Linked DNA regions of Homo sapiens: region 2 is linked to region 1. The links are chromatin contacts, found by Hi-C or POLR2A ChIA-PET in ENCODE. All regions are on one chromosome and are shown on one strand. Each heading gives the region's core, a stretch centred on a gene start or an enhancer-like site at or near the end of the contact. The rest is flanking DNA. Distances are from core to core; before and after follow the strand shown.

The links. Hi-C counts contacts between places; a loop is a spot of excess contacts on that map. ChIA-PET counts read pairs that join two places held with the same protein, here RNA polymerase II (POLR2A). Pooled maps may share reads with other maps.
Region 2: a loop to region 1 is called in a map of chondrocyte, with 2.5 times the contacts of the local background. The contact joins the enhancer-like site here to the promoter of STK32B in region 1. A Hi-C loop is called at or near these places in 1 of 168 maps with a recorded cell type or tissue (chondrocyte) and 3 of 50 pooled maps. POLR2A ChIA-PET finds 5 or more read pairs at or near these places in 2 of 52 experiments (AG04450 and WTC11).

Annotation. Positions count from the first base shown.
Region 1 is chr4:5,050,134-5,052,833 of GRCh38, reverse strand. It overlaps STK32B (serine/threonine kinase 32B), which reads right to left and starts at 1,354. Exons shown (of 12, transcript NM_018401.3): 1 at 919-1,354. The coding sequence starts at 970. RefSeq lists an enhancer at 114-652.
Region 2 is chr4:5,634,610-5,637,309 of GRCh38, reverse strand. The region is part of intron 10 of EVC2 (EvC ciliary complex subunit 2); the gene reads left to right. Among named protein-coding and RNA genes, the nearest start is that of EVC2, 73 kb to the left of the region's middle. Within about 2 kb of position 1,374, at least 3 of the 41 ENCODE cell types and tissues checked have a DNase peak (open chromatin) inside an H3K27ac peak, as active enhancers do.

The DNA of each region.
Region 1 (2,700 bases), core at 105-2,604:
GGGGCACAGTGGAGACTGGCGAGTCAGCACAGTAGGAAACCAGCTTTGAGAGGCAGAGGGCTCTTAACATAAAAAACGGCACAGCTCGGTACTGCTTGCATTTATAAGGCACTTTTCACGTGGATTACTAGTGGTTAAGCTTCAAACAACCCTATAAAGTAGCTAGTGGTATCATAACTCACATTTCATTGATGAAGGGACTAATGTTTCAGAGAGGTGAAGTAAGTTTTCCAGGGACACGCTGCACTGGAAAGAGGGTTCTGCTAGTCCAAATAGGGAGCTCTATCGACCTGAACCGCAAGGATCCAGCCAGGAAGTTGAGATGCGGTTGGACAGCCTACACCACTTCTGCGCCAGGGGGAGGCTGCCCAGAACAGGACGCCCTCCTAGGAACCACAGAGTTTAGCAAAGAAAAGTTTCCCTCTGTCCTGGGTGATTGAGGAGAGCTGCATCCAACAGGCCCTTGCACGAGACCAAATGCGTCGTGGGCACGCGCACACACACACAGACACACGGTGCAACCCGCCCTTCCAGGCCACCTCCGTCAGCCTCAGGCTCTCAAGGAAACCTCGGTTTCCTGGGGAGCCCGAGCCTAGAACCATCCCGACTGGCCTCCGAAGTCAACTCCTCCCTTCCACACCCCCAAGTGCAGGTTTCGGGTTCAACTCTCTGAAGCCGCCTCCCCAGTCCCGCGCTAGGCACCGTCCCGACTACTAAACGGCACTGGGTACCTAGGAGTTGCCTCAGCAGAAGCGCCGCGCCTGGCACGGGTCGGGCACACACTGCATTCGCTGGGCGAAGTGGCCATGCCTGGGTCCCCGCGCCGGGCAGCATGCGGTGCCCCGCAGGGCTCGGCCGAGGGTGGTGGAGGAAGGGGATGCCCCGCGAAGCGGGAATTCGCACCTCTCGCTCTCTTACCTTCCTCATTCTCGTCAAACACGGGGGGCTTGTGGGAGTGGTTCCCGCCCATATTCCGCCGTTGCTGCCGCTGCTACATGCCCGGCCGCTGGGATGCCGGATGCGGGATGTGGGACGCGCGCAGAGATGCGGGATGCCGGGGGCGCGCCCAGTCCGGGTTGTAGCCGCGCGCGGAGCCCGAGGGGGCCGAGCACCGTGCAGGGGCGGGGACGGCGTCCCCCTTCTCCTGGACGCCCTTCCGACTGCGCTCGCAGGGACCCCGCTCTCGCCGCGCCTTCCGCCGTGCCCCGCCTCGGGCTGCGCTCGCAGCTCCTTACTCCAGTGCCCGCCCGGGAACCCGGGAGCTCCTCGCGCCGGGGCCAACGTGCGGCGCTCCTCGCCGGCTACAGCGGGCGGGAGACGCGAGGCGGCGCGGGAGCAGGGGAAGGAGGGGAAGGAGCGGGGGAGGAGGGGACGGACGAAGGCAGCACGCAGTGGGCGGCGGCAGGGCGGAAGGAGCTGAGAAAGGGATCGGCCCGGAAGAATCTGAATCCCTGCTCGGCCCTCCTCCCTCGGCCGGGAGCTCGGTCCCTGCAGGCAGTAAGCGGTTTGTCAGCACCCACTATGGCCAGGCCTCGGCTACGCGCTTTGTTAGCACCATCCCACATCCGCCTCCGACAACCCAGCAGTAAGAAAGCATCGTTCATATTTTAGAGCGCAGTAGACGGAGGTCTAGAGGTAGAGGGGCTCTTAGGTCTGTGGTTAGTCGGCCCCGGCTGCGAAGGGAGTCCCAGGACTCCCCGCTAGCCTGTATTTGCCCATTCATATTGGGATGGGCAGTGGAGTGTCTGCTGGCTCTCCAACCGACGCTGTTCCTCTTAAGGTTTTTCTCAGTGTTTAATGAATGAAAGTATCTGTTTACTTTCTGACCCCTTAAGATTAGATACTAATCTGACCCCTTCATTGTACATGGGGAAACTGAGGCCCCAGACAGCCATAGTTTGCCCCAAACCATTCTCCCTGGGAATGGCTGGGCATGAGTCTCGGGATTCCCCCAAAATTGGGCGGCATCGGCGTCCGATTTAGGGGCGAGGCTAGCATGAGGGTCCCTGGGCTCCTGCGGCGGGAGCCTGGATCGGGAGATACGCGCCACAGTTGCGGGTGCCTAAGTAAGGGGTGCGGCAGATGCGCCCCAAGACGTGTGGGGCGAGCGCGGGTTCCCAGGACGCTCCCTGAGGGACAGGCAGGTCCCCCTGCCTTGCAGTCCTGCGGGCCCAGCTCTCCGGGACTGCAGGGAATCTTTGGCTACATCCTGCCATCTGCTGGGCGCCTGGAACCACTGTCCGTGCTTTGATAGAAAGCAGGGGTTCTTTGTGACTCTCTCCATCCTATCTCGTCCCCCAGTCCCCGTCCCCTACCTGGTCTCTCTCTCCAGTTCTCTCCCCTTCTTTCTTTTTCTTGGGAGAAGGGTGAGGGAAGCCGGGGAGACTCATACAGAAACAAAACAAAACAAAACAAAACAAAAAATCTCTTAAAGGCAGTGGGAAAGAACTGAGAAGGTCTGAGGCAGGCCCACCCACCATGACCCAGAGCTGGCTCTACCATTTACTGGCAATGTGTCCCACTTTGGAGTTCTTATCTGCAAAGTGGGCTGATTGATATTAACTCCTTGGGTTGTCTGTGAGAATTATATCAGGTAATATTTATAAAAGCAGGCAACAGTGCCCGGCATATAATAAATGATGAATAAATATTTCTTGCCTTTCATTCCACCAACAAGCATACACTGAGTAGCCAGTGTGC
Region 2 (2,700 bases), core at 125-2,624, 580 kb before region 1:
TGCCCCCTCCTGCAGTGGAGGTTACGTCCCCCTGCTGTGCGCCCCATGTGAACCCGTCCTGTGGGGCACCTAGAATGTTTCTAGTGGCTTTGCTATCAAAAGACTGCCTGGGGCAATGCTTTTTTATGCGGAGAGCATGAGGATAGGATGCTGGGTCGGTGCCCTACTCCCATCTGTCACGCAGTCCCTCTCCTCCTCAGGGCTTCCTGACCCTGCTCTCTCCAGGGCTTTTCTGCAGCCTGTCTCTCCCACCCACACCACCTTGCAAGCCAGCGTGTATTGGGCAGGCACCATCACTCCGGATGTCCTAGGTCACTCTGTTCAAAGACAAGCAGCCGCCTTATTTGAACCAATCTGTTTCCAGAAATAGTATCTGAGCTGCAGCATTTAATAGAACTAGTTTCCTTCCAGTCCATGCAAGTGATTCCATCTCACAAAACCACAGACTGCTTTATAATTATCCATCATGTGTTATAGTCATCTTTAAATAAAATACATAAAAATATTTTGGATGTATTATTCCACCAAGAATTAGTTTTAAAAAAGAAAAGCAAAAGGAGCAGTATCAGCTTTCCTGAGTAAAGTTTAGTACAGTACAGTCATCCCTCCCTTGATACCCAGGAAGCATTGGTTCCAGGACCCTCCCCACCATCCCACCCCCATGGATACCAAAATCCACAAATTCTCAAGTCTCTGTTATAAAATGGTGTCGTATTTGCACATAACCTACACAAATGCTCCTGTATACTTTAAATCACCTCTGTTACTTGTAATACCTAATACAATGTAAATGTTATGTAGTTATAAATAGTTTGTATAAATGCATAAAAAATAGTTTAGGGAATGTTGTTTAGGGAATAACAACAAGAAAAAAATAGTCTGTATGTGTTCAATACACACAGAAATTTTTGACCTGCAGGTGGTTATATTTATGGATGCAGAACCCACAGATACAGAGAGCTGACTGTAATTAATGTAGAGCTGAAATTTGTTCATACTATAATATTTAAATGCGTATATAATGCCTTATAGTTCTCAAAGCATTTCTCCATTGAGAAACCTTGGGGAGAGTATTGGGGGATATAGGCACAGAAGGCAGGTTGCTGGGGTTTATTTCCTCCCTCTTTTCCTCCAGTAGGCACGTTACCCAGTCACCCTGGGTCTCCTTTCCCCATCCTTAAGACAGGGATAATCATGATGCCTGAGGTCTTAGAGGGCTGTTGTGAGTATAAGTAAGTTAATTCTCGTATAGTACTTCAGCCATTGCTCGGCGCTGAGTCAACCTTGGACAAGGGTTTATTATGATTCATAACTGAATGTAATTTTTAAAGATGCCTGTGGTGTAGAACACAGAATGTGAACTCTTTCTACTTGAAGGTGGGCAAACCGAAGCCCGGAGGGGAAGTGACTGGCAATCCAGCTTCCTGCATCCAGTTCAGAGCTGGGTCCTTCCTCTGGGGTTCGTCTTCTATACCCAGGCTCTCCCCGCTGCTTTTCTGCCACTGAAAGAGGAGGCCCAGCAGATGTCTTGCCCTGGGCTGCCTGAGGCTTTCTAACCCCTGTGTGAGTCTTTGTCCTCAGCACAAGAATTCTGACATTTTCACCGTTTCTGATGGATTTGTTTTTATAAAACATTTTCACAATTTGCCTGTCTTTCTGAGTATGGGGAGTATGACAGCACAGTCGTCACTTTCGAGCGTGATTTCACTTTGTGATGCTGTAGAGTCAACATGCACAGCAGCTGCTGCAGCCAGCCTGATGCAGGCCTGTGCTTCTCACACTGGAACTTCTGTATCCTCCCTTAAGGTTTATGCCCCCTACTCCCTCCATGGGACACTCCCTCCAGGGGACACTTGCTTTTCTAGGTGTTGGAAGCCATAGGATGCATGTGCCTTATCTCCCTGAAGTCTTTTTCATTGAGAAGTTCAATAGTGGGTTGGGGGTGAGTAATCATTACTTTCACATTCCTTTATAATGCACATTTGTGGCCAGGTGTGGTAATCCCAACACTTTGGGATGCCGAGACAGGTGGATCACCTGAGGTCAGGTGTTTGAGACCAGCCTGGCCAACATGGTGAAATCCCGCCTCTACTAAAAATACAAAAATTAGCTGGGCATGGTGGTGGACACCTGTAATCCCAGCCGCTTGGGAGGCTGAGCCAGGAGAATCACTTGAACCCAGAGGGCGGAGTTTGCAGTGAACCAAGATAGCAGCACTTCACTCCAGCCTGGGCGAAAGAGTGAGACTCTGTCTCAAAAAAAAAAAAAAAAAAAAAAAAAGCACATTTGTTGACAGTATTTAAAATATAAACTTTTATTTAAGAAAACCCAGATTTCCAGCTAAAGGATGGGAAGACTGAGCTGTGTTGAGTCCGTATTCCTGCAGAGCCCTTTGGTGGACGGGGTGGAGGCTGCCCCTACAGGCAGGGCGTGCTCTTTGCACTTTGCCCCATTCCCCAGTAGTTCCTAGTGCCTGTCACACCAGGCAGCCTCACTCATTTGGAAACATGACCTCCCCTGTTTGGCAGGCCCAGGGGTGTGCCTCCCCTGCTTTAGGGCTTAGTTTTCTCATCTCTGCCATAGGAGGTTGAACTAGGTCAGGGGTGGAACTCACATCTGCAAGGCTCTGAACTCCCTTTTGAAGTGGGCATGGGAGTCCTGTCCACATGTATTTTAGAGAGTGTTTCACTATGGCACAAA